Regions from separate parts of the Homo sapiens genome. Here region 1 is linked to region 2. Evidence: read pairs that join two places in POLR2A ChIA-PET (ENCODE). Cell type or tissue: B cell. All regions are shown on one strand. Links, peaks and the distances in the headings refer to the core of each region. The heading gives the core; the rest is flanking DNA. Region 1 holds the start of LOC124904834 (small nucleolar RNA U13). Region 2 overlaps TADA1 (transcriptional adaptor 1).

Region 1 (5,384 bases), core at 285-5,284, 180 kb after region 2:
GTGGTCTAAGCTATTTGGAAGGCTGAGGTAGGAGGATTGCTTGAGCCCAGGAGGTGGAGGCTCCAGTGAGCCAAGATCAGATACATGCTCTCAAAAAAAAAAAAAAAAAAAAGTCACTCGAGGTTGCTTTTGTAGCTTAAGTGTGATGATTGAGTTTGTATGTGCATGTGTGAGATGTGCCACCCTCGAACCTTATTATAGCATGGGCACATTACCCATCTGACATGAAAAAATATAAAATAAAGTCATTTGAAATTATTTTTCTTTGTTTCATAATGGTGTTTACTGGCTACACAAATATAATCACATTTTATTTTTGCTTTGGGGGATTATGTATTTATTTAATTTTGTTTTATAATTAAAAAATAATTTATGTTTCTAAAGACAAATCTTTGGAATATTCAAAGATATTCCTCCCTCTCCTCTTCTATACAGCTATTTAAAAATAGTTTTTATTCCCTTGTTGGTTTTTATAATGTAAGCAAATGCACACCTACAGAGATAGGTAGATAGGTTCTACTCTTTCTTTTATATGTAAATGGTAGCTTACTACACATATTTTTCTTTACTTTGCTTTTTTCATTTAACAATATACCCTAGAGATCACTTACTGTATAGAGATAATCCCCATTTTACACTGCACTGTATCATTATGTGGCCGAAGAATTGTTTATTTAACTATTGTGCTGTCGATTCTGATTGATGCCAGTCTTTTGTTATTACAAATAATGCTGTAACAGTACTTTATACATACATCTTTTATCATATTTTTGCTACTGTGGCTTTGGGATAGTGTTCTAAAATCTAGATTTCTGAAAGATAAATTTCAGTATGATTGCCGAGTCAAATGGTAGATGCACATATAATTTTGCTAAATTTCCCCCTATTCCCCTCCATCATCATGATGCCATCTTTTATTCCTACCAGCAATGTAGAAGAGTGTTTGTTTCACCCTAGCCTCACCAATAAAGTATGTGGTCCAAATTTTGGATTTTTGCCAATCTTACTGGTGGGAAATTGTATCTTAGTGTAGTTTCAATTTACACTTATAAGTGAATGATGTTGAGCATCTTTTCCCAGGGTTAAGTGTAATTCTCACTTCTTTTCCTGTGCATTGTCTGTTTGTGTCTCTGATGAGACTTTTCCTCATGCTTCAAGTTATTATATTTTTGTTAACTAACACAGCCTTAAATTCTAGCAAGATCTGACTATGCCAAAGAGACCTCAGGTCCTATGGAAACTCAATTGGAGGGTGGGGTATGGGGACCATGGAGTATCACAGACATGTACTTAGCACATGGACAAAAACAAAGATTTTCAAATATTAATTAGAGTCTTGAATTTTAAGAAATATTGGATTTCTTGGATATTTAAGTTTATTTTATTAATTCATTAATTCAAGTAATATTTGTTGAACACACGCTATGTCCAAGCACTGTTTTAGGCACTGGAGTTACAAGAGTGAACATCTTTTCCTTCCTCAGAAAGTAATGGAAAAAGAAATGATGTTATTCTCCTGATTCAGGCTGAAAGACCATCTCTAAAAGAATAGACTATTCTTTCATATGATTTTCCCCATATTCCCATTTGCCATATTCAGAAATTGCAGGTCAACCCCACTGATAAGTCAAAAGCAGAGGTAAAAATATTGGTTTCTTCCATACAGATGACTGTTGGCGCTAGAAGAGGATCTTGAACCTCTTCCTGACTGATTCTTTTATCAATAAGAGGGAAAAAAAACTCCAGAGACCTTGCCACTGTTCAAAGTCACACAAAGCCGGAGCACCTGGTTTTTAGGTCTTCCTCAATTATTTCCATGGTATCAAACTTGTAGAGAAGCTAAGGGAGCAGAAATAACACAAATGCAACCCTGCTTTTTGGTCCTGTCGGGTCTGGAGAACAACCCTTATTAATGGGACCTTGGGCGATATTTGATGGTGGCATTGTTTCTCTGCTCCGCTTAACTGTTCCCCGGCCAAGCCACAGAGCTCTCCTCTGTCATGGAACAGGTTCAAAGGGACTGCAGGATGTTTTTAGTTTCATAAAAAAGACAATGAAAGCCAGTTAGAGAAAAGACAGAACAAGAAGATGAAAGTAACATGCTGGGAGAGGAGGAAGGCTGCCCTGAGCTGATAAACCATATAGATTGTTCCTGAAGGGAGAGACTAAGGCTCATGGTATGAATTGTACTTAAGCAACTAACATCTTTATTTAAGGGTTCTCTCAATCTCTTTCTGGGGAAAAAAAAAAAATCTATAAGACAGCCCAGAACTAACATAGTTAGACCTGAGTTTGGGCTCTATCTTTGTCACTAACCAGCTGCATGTTCCTTAACAAGTCACTTTAATATCCCGAGCGTTGGTTTCCTCATCTGTAAACTAAGATGAATAATGCCTGGCTGATAATGTGGCTGTGAAGATTAAAATGGGTCATGCCTTTGAATATGCTTTATAAAATTCAGTTCTTCTTTCATTTCCTCAGCCGATTGCTCATGTTCCTCTAATACACTGTCCCCACCCTGGACAACCTCTAGCAGGTATATGCACACCTGAAGATACTGAGACAGGGAGACTGACTAGTTGAGATTCACTGAGGCTGATGTGTCTAGAAAGTTGCTCACTAAGTATTCCCGCAGGGTGTTTGAAGCCTCTTCCTGGATGCCTGGTGAGACGAGACACTTTGAATCCACCTTGCAAAGCTCCTGCTCCAAGACAGCTGCAGCTTGTGCTCTGTAGAGCGATATGAAATAATTGCCCGTTGGCACAATAAGCCCATCTCCTCTCCGGGCAGCACAAAAGAAAGCTCAAAAGCATCTCCGGTTTTGATTGCCAAGTGGGGGAGGCAGTGAAAGTACACTAAATTATGAGTCCAGGTGCCTCTCTACAGAAATCCACTTCCGCCTCGCTGCCGCTCTGAAGGCGCGCAGTGGGTGTTGACGTCACCTTCGGCCACAGGAGCTTGGAGAGGCTGGGGCCCTGACTCCCCGCGGGATCCGCTGGTAGACCAGGGCGTGCTCTCAGACTGGAAGTGCAGGAAGGCTCGCTTACTCTCGCCATAGACCAGACTGACAGGGGTCTGCCAAGGCTGCTGGGAATGTGGGAAGTGAACTTTAGGTGGAAACAGAAAAGCTTCTCTCTCCGTGGGTAGCCTTTTTTTTTTTTTTTTAGTTCAGGAGAGAAAAAAAAAATCATAGAAGCCTGCCAAGCCAAATAAACTATGCTCAATTAAGTCTTTCAACTGTGCAATTCCTCTTGTTGATTTTATGAGGAAAAGGGCAGAATAGAAACATGATGGGCTTGTTTAAAATACTTCAAAAGGGAAGAACCTATATTCTCCTGCTTCCCAGACCGACCTCTTTCGGGCTTTCCTTTCCTCCAGCCATGCTGCAGGCCTTTCACTGTCATCTCCTCCATCTGTGATAAAGCTGTCCACAGAACCCGTCCTCAGCTGCTTTCTCACCACACACCCTCACTCAGGGCATGTCCTCCATGTCATGCCCCTCATCCAGGCCTGTGACTCCCAAGGAGCTGAATCAGCCAAAACTCTCCCTCCCCAACCCCAACTCCAGGCGCTTATACCTCACTCCCCACAGCTGTTTTTATTATTCGTATTCACTGCTACTCAATCCCATCTTGTTTTCAAGAGGACTTAAGGTGGATTCCACAAATACATAAAAGATGAGAACTAAATAAAGTCAAAATCACTGTGAAGATAAAATGAGGGCAAAAAAGGAGAGAGAGCGAGATGAAATCATGGACAAAGTTAGTTCACCAACTCCATTTAGAAAAATCCTGAACAGTTCCTTGACATATATAAGTTTGACTCTGAACTTCCTAGCAATCATTGCAATGAGGAAAGCACAAGTTGTATATAATTCATGGTGTCCTTAACACAATGTGTCTATAGCAGACTTGCTTATATGTAGCAAAAACTTATGACCTAATGGGAATAGAAAAAAAAAAAGAAGAAACCGGGTGCAGTGGCTCACGCCTGTAATCCCAGCACTTTGGGAGGCCAAGGCAGGTGGATCACCTGAGGTCAGGAGTTCGAGACCAGCCTGGCCAACATGGCGAAACCCCGTCTCTACTGAAAATACAAAAATTAGCCGGGCTTGGTGGCAGATGCCTGTAATCCCAGCTACTTGGGAGGCTGAGGCAGGAGAATTTCTTGAACCCAGGAGGTGGAGGTTTCAGTGAGCCAAGATCGTGGAAAAAAAACCCAAAAAACTGAGCAGCAAAAACTTTCCTAGTAAGCAGACCTGAGAGAAAATTATCTGGTGGATTTTCATCAACAAGTAATTTACAATGTAGTGAGCAGTGTCCTCAACAATACTCTAATGATAAATACAAAAATGAGAGACCTAATATTGCTTCTAACAATTTCCTACAATGATGACCAGTGGAATAATGCTAAAGTAGTTATGTAAAAGAATTCCAGAGGGACTCAAGGTGATTCCAACCGAAGATGCAGATCCGATGGCTTGGCTTGAGACAAGGAAAAAGTAAAGAATATTCTATACTTTGTACAACTCTCTGTAAGTACTATTTCTTTTATTGGAAGTTTTGAAATGTATCGATCAGCAGTAAGTCCAAACTTATAATCTCTTGAAATTTCTGGGGTGCAAATATTCTTAGTCGGATTTAAGTGCAAATATTCTTAAATTTAAGCCAGCCTAGAAGGGTGGAGTGGGGTTAGGGTGACATGTTTTTATGTAGGTTGAAATGCTTAATTTAGACACTTGCCCATGCAGAGGCCACTTCCCTGGTTTTGCATAAAGTTGGCTTGAAGGGCTACCAATGAGCAGAAAACAAGGTTTGTTCCAAACCAGGAATATATAAGCAGATGAGGCCAGGTCTCTATGCCCCAGAACAATGCTGCAACAGAAAGGAGAATGGGGAGGAGGAAGACTCATAGGAGAGATGCTAAAGGGATAATGTCTTCAAAACTGGCCACTAGTTGACTTTAAAAAAAAGTGGCATCTAGGAGGACTCTCAGGTTGGGAAAAACTTTCATTCAGGGGCTCTTTTCTTGTCATTGTATTGCTCTGAGCAAATCATTCCCTGTCCAGTTACTGCTGGTAAAGAGAAAAGGGGCTGCTGCAGCCCAACACTACAGGAATCAGCTGCAAGCTTCAAAGAGGGTGCCTCGCCAGAGAAAATAACAAGAGAGGGACTCCCCCGAGCCCACACTTGAGGCCGAGTGACTGCAATCAGGAGCGAAGGCTTCTGAAGAGGAGCAATGCCTGAAGCTGAGGTATAAGCAGTCTCCCAGGGTCAGGGTCTCCCTGAGGTGGAGAAGCCTGTAGGCTGTCCACCCTGAGGGCCTGGGCAAGTGCTTGTGGTCCCTACACCTCATTCCCTTGGTCACCTGCTTGTAGTTCAGCT
Region 2 (5,384 bases), core at 244-5,243:
TCCAATTACTAGCTGGATAAGGCCTAAGGCAAGTTTTTCTTTTGTTTTGTTTTCTCTTCTCTTAATTTTGTTTCCTTATCTATAAAAACAGGCTAACACCTACCATGCAGAATTGTTGTGAGGATTAAAGATAATGCATATAAAGTGTCTAGTATGCTATACTCAACAAATATTATTATTAATATCATCTTTCCTGACTAGCTTAGAAAACTAGAAAACAACCCATCCAAAATTGTGAGGTACAAACAACTATATTTTACTTGTAATAGAAATCTTCTCTTTGTTGCTAACAAATATTAATTTCATTTTGAGAAATTTGGGGTGTTCAATGGAAGAATACATTCTCAAAATCCAAATGCTTCTTCATTTATTTTAAAATAACTATTAACAACCATTCAGAATATCAAAGGTTTTTATCTAATTAAAATCAGCCACCTGTACTTACGAATACCACTTCAACATTTGTTTGGCAATTTTTTTTATTTTTATTTTTTTTTTTTGAGACAGGGTATTAGTCTGTCACCCAGGCTGGAGTGCAGTGGCGCAATCTCGGCTCACTGCAACCTTCGCCTCCCAGGTTCAAGCAATTCTCCTGCCTCAGCCTCCCTAGTACCCAGGATTACAGGTGCCTACCACCATGCCTGGCTAATTTTTGTACTTTTAGTAGTGACGGGGTTTCACCATGTTGGCCAGGCTGGTCTTGAACTCCTGACTTCAGGTGATCCACCCACCTTGGCCTCCCAAAGCGCTGGGATTACAGACATGAGCCACTGTGTCTGGCTGGCATTTTTTATTTTTAAAATCACTTTTTTATAAGTTCTTTCATCTGTTTTTTCATAATCCTACGGGGTAGATATTGCTGTACTTATTTTATAAATTTGAAAGCCCAAGTAACTATATTATGTAAGCTAGTGGCAAAACCTACACTTGAACCTAAGTCTCTTGACTCTTATCAACCAGGGTTTTTACTTCTGATCACTCCATTTATCTTTGGCATATGTGGCAATTTACAATATGCTTCCCTAAAAAGTAAGATTCACAATATTGGCTTTTCTGATCAAATTAAATTTTATGTAACAAAATAGATTATGATTTAACTTTGGACATAAAAGAGGAATGGCTAAAGTCTACTTGTATATAAATTAAATAGCACATCAAAAATCTGACACAGTGTAAGAATGTGCGGTGATGAGTGTGGTGAGGGGAGGGAGGCAGTCACTGCTCTCTAAAACAACCCCACAAGCAGGTGCTCACAGTTTACTACACATTAACAACGACTTCTTTGAGGGTCAAAGAACGAGGTGTTAGGAGATCTTATGTGAATTTTTTTTTTTTTTTTTTAAACACAGTTTCACTCTGTCGCCCAGGCTGAAGTGCCGTGGCACAATGTAACCTCTACCTCCCAGGTTCAAGCGATTCTCATGCCTCAGCCTCCTGAGTAGCTGGGACTACAGATGTGCGCCACCACGCCCGGCTAATTTTCTTTTTTGTATTATTAGTAGAGTAGGGGTTTCACCATGTTGGCCGGGCTGGTCTCGAACTCCTGACCTCAAGTGACCCGCCCGCCTCAGCCTCCCAAAGTGCTGGGAATACAGGCGTGAGCCACCACGCCCTGGCTTGAGTTCTTTATCATACAGTAGAAGTAAACAGAGAGAGAGGATTAAAAAATACCAGCCATTTATAGATAAAACATGAGCTTTCGATATATGATCATCAGAATCACCCTAAGCCCTTAAAAAAATTTCAATTTAATCTACAACAGGAGTTGGTAAGCACAATTGTAATGGTAACTTTTGTAGTCTTATGAATAGATATAAATTGCAATTTAGAAATATAAAAACTACTGAATAAATCATTTGGCCTAATTTTTTTTAAAAAGTCCAGTATGACTTTTATCATGAGGAAAGTTTTCAATGTATTTAATTACTTGTTTTTGACTGATTAAAATAAGATGGTTGAGAGAGGTGACTTACAGCTTAATCTTCTCTTCAGGTTAAAGTGACAGGTTTCGTTTCCACCTACCCCCTCAACATGCTACTATCCCCTACCTCTTGTTATCTACCAATAATCTGTGAAACACAGGTGCTGAAGCTTGACCTTTCAGGTGCTATCTTACCTAAGAACATAGTGGAAGTCCAGGTTCCCAACATATGCTGGGTTCCCCCACCTCCCCACTACGGACACCTTTCAAGTTAGGTATCCCTTAGGTACAGGACACCTAACACCAACTGCCCTCTCTTCATCTCCCTTACCTTCTTCATCCTGATCTCCCACCCTCTTCCTCACTTCTCATTTACTTAAGTAATCTAAAATGTAGCTGAGTGGGGACTCAATATCAAAAGGTAATATAAGTACAGGGACATAACCTGCTTTACAAGGCTCCGTAGATTTGGGCAGTCCCTGCTGTGGTGCTCACCCTGCGCCCTCTTGTTCCCGGGCTATCTCCTTGCTTGCCTTCTGGCTCTCTCAAGCCCTATTCTGAGGGACACCACTATTTCCCCCATTGAGCAAACTGGCCTGCGGGGGAGGGTGGCACACAGAGCAGCCTTGCCCAGCTCTCCCAGCATAACACGCCCGGACCAAGGGGTCCACGGGGGCTAGGACTTGGACATGCCTAGGATTACACAATACCACCTAGGGAGAAAGCACTTGTGAAAACAAACATTCAGACAGTCCTTCCTTCTGGGTGTTAGAAAAGAGTAGTGCCACATCTGGCTTGGCTGAAAAACACTTTACTGATGTAGGAGCTGGCATCATAAGATGAAGATTATAGAGGAAGTGTTGGTGTTGTACAATTCAATTTTGGCAAAGAAAAGTTTGGTGTCAAAAATGGTGATCAAATTGCATAGCTCATTTGTGAACAGACTTTTTCTCCAGAAACAGAAATTCAAGCTTTGGATGACACTGAAAGGGGTTCAGGAGGTTTGGGTTCCACTGGAAAGAATTAAAATGTATGCCAAGAACTGAAAATGAGAAATCATACCTTTTTCTTAAAAATAAAGAGTTTCTGCTTTAAAAAAAAAAAAAGATTCTGTAAAAGAATTTGTATCTACCTAATAAAACTTTTCTTCTGAGTAGTTCAAAAACATCTGCTTTACAAACACTAGCTGTGTCTATTAGAGAAAGCTAAAGTCTAGTGCTTTGCTGACTTACACACACTGGAAGTATTTCCACTCCCTTACCTGGTGTAGAAACCAAAATCTGACAACGCGTGAGAATGGCCAGGAGGAAATCATTGTGAGAATGGACTGAAAAAGGAAAGATAGTGACAATCAAATTCAAAACATTTTCAACATAAGGAAACCACAACTTTGGTCTAGCTTCTCAAGATTTTGGATATCCCCTATTCTGCCATGCTTTATACTTAAAGTATCCACATTATTAAGATAACCTTATACACCACAAAACCAAAATTTTACTTTTTAAAAAGGGAAAAGACTTTACTACAAATCTAGGAAAACTACAGAATAGTAAAATAACTCTGCAGATAATTATTTTACCATTATCCTGTGTGAGAAGTCTATGAGCTTCAAGGTCAAACTCCTCTTTGCTGATCTTCTGCTTGAACCACAGCTTTAGGTTAGCCCAGTATCTGCAGAGGCAGAAACAATACTAAGAACCACAGATTTGGCTGCTTCTAGTTTTTTTTGTTTGTTTTGTTTTTTTAAAGAGACGGGGTTTTTTATTCTGTCACTCAGGCTGGAGTGCAGGGGAACAATCAGAGCTCTGAACTTCTGGCTTTAAGCTACCCTCCCACCTCAGCCCCCTGAGTAGCTGGGACTACAGCATGAACACATTTTGCTTCTTCCCCAAGTTCAGCATACATGCTCCAACTCCGAGGAAAGGAAATTTTGCATTCCCTGGCTCTATGGGCTGAATTGTGTCCCCCCACAAAAGTCCTGTGTTAAAGCCTTAACCCTAGTACTTCAGAATATGACTCTATTTGGAGATTGGGCCTTTAAATAGTAATTAAGATGAGGCCATTAGGGTGGGCCCTAATCCAGTATGATTGGTGTCCTTATAAGAAGAGGCAATTAGGACACAGATACATTCACAAAGAAATAACCATGTGAACACACAACAAGAAGGCTGTCATCTATAGGAGAGAGGCCTCTTGCCAACATCTTGATCACAGACTTCCAGCCTTCAGAACTGTGAGAAAATAAATTTCTGTTGTTTAAGCGAACCAGTCTGTGGTACTTTGTTATGGCAGCCCTAGCAAACTAATACACCTAGGAATCAGAATACCAACAAAGAAAGGAAAATCCTCCCTAAAAGGGGACTCGCCGGTACGGTGGCTCATGCCTGTAGTCCCAGCACTTTGGGAGGTCAAGGCAGGCAGACCGCTTGAACCCAGGAGTTCGAGATTAGCCTGGGCAACATGGCAGGACCTCCCTCTCTACAAAAAATACAAAACTTAGCTGTGCATGTTGGTGCATGCCTGTAGTCCCTGCTACCTGGGAGGCTGAAGTGGAGGGACTGATTGAGCCCAGGAGGTCAGGGCTGCGGCGAGCCATGATCACACCACTACACTCCAGCCTGGGTGACAGAGCAAGACCTTGTCTCAAAACAAATAAAAGGGAATTGGCAGGTAGTCACAGAATTGGACTCATGATTCACTTAGCCCAAAACTATTATAGCTATACCCTTGTTTCTCACTGTCACCTTTCTAATAGACCTACTCTCCAGAATCCTGCATTTAAGATTTATATTTTAAACTGTGTGTGTTTAACGGAGAGGGGAGTAGTCATTTATATTTGTTTTAGGTGACATCCTTCCCTTCAGATAAACTCAACTTTCAATCTAACTGGCTGAAAAAAAAATGGGTTTCTAAACATCTCAGCACAAAGAAAATGCCTGGGGATATCTGTAGTTTTTAAAGTGAAAATCAACACCTAATAATAAAAATTACTTGGTAACTGGTAGAAAAAAAATGACTTAACCTTTTACACTTTAACAACAGTGTTAGGAATTAGAGTGAAATAATGTCACTTATCACACCACATCCACAACCCTGGTTTTGGTACTTAAGGAAGCTGCTTCTTATTATGGAATGGGATGAAAAATTACTCAATACTTGAGTTCCTAACAGGAAAAAAAAATCAGATTTCTCAACGGGATGATTTAATATTTTCACTGCCATATAATGCCCATGGCAGATCTCCCTCTGTGTGTGGATTAGCTTCAAGTCATCTTAGTATCTCTATATGTAATTGACTATGATCATATGTAGTTGCATGCAAAGCTTTGGGTTGATGTTTGTTGTTGTTGTTGTTGTTGTTTTTCAGGAGAAAACCCATAGCCTTTATGGGGTCTTAAGTGGCCCAAAACCCACGACACTGCCATCTTTCAGGCCCATTTCACTTAACAACAGAACACATGCA

The links. Peaks named below come from ENCODE experiments on the same cell type or tissue, not always from the same donor. Only the 100,000 strongest peaks of a DNase experiment are listed, where the experiment ranks them.
Region 1: POLR2A ChIA-PET joins it to region 2 with 5 read pairs; 7 of 35 experiments call an interaction of 5 or more read pairs at or near these places.

What each region holds. Positions count from the first base shown.
Region 1 is chr1:167,041,312-167,046,695 of GRCh38, forward strand. It overlaps LOC124904834 (small nucleolar RNA U13), which reads left to right and starts at 124; the gene lies at 124-225. RefSeq lists enhancers at 2,584-2,633, 2,714-2,863. In B cell, for the core only: no CTCF peak of the experiment used is centred there; a DNase peak (open chromatin) is centred at 2,930; H3K4me3 peaks cover 1,116 bases.
Region 2 is chr1:166,866,263-166,871,646 of GRCh38, forward strand. TADA1 (transcriptional adaptor 1) reads right to left here. Exons shown (of 8, transcript NM_053053.4): 2 at 3,501-3,592; 3 at 3,183-3,248. It also overlaps the pseudogene DUTP6. Among named protein-coding and RNA genes, the nearest start is that of TADA1, 7.3 kb to the right of the region's middle. In B cell, for the core only: no CTCF peak of the experiment used is centred there; no DNase peak of the experiment used is centred there.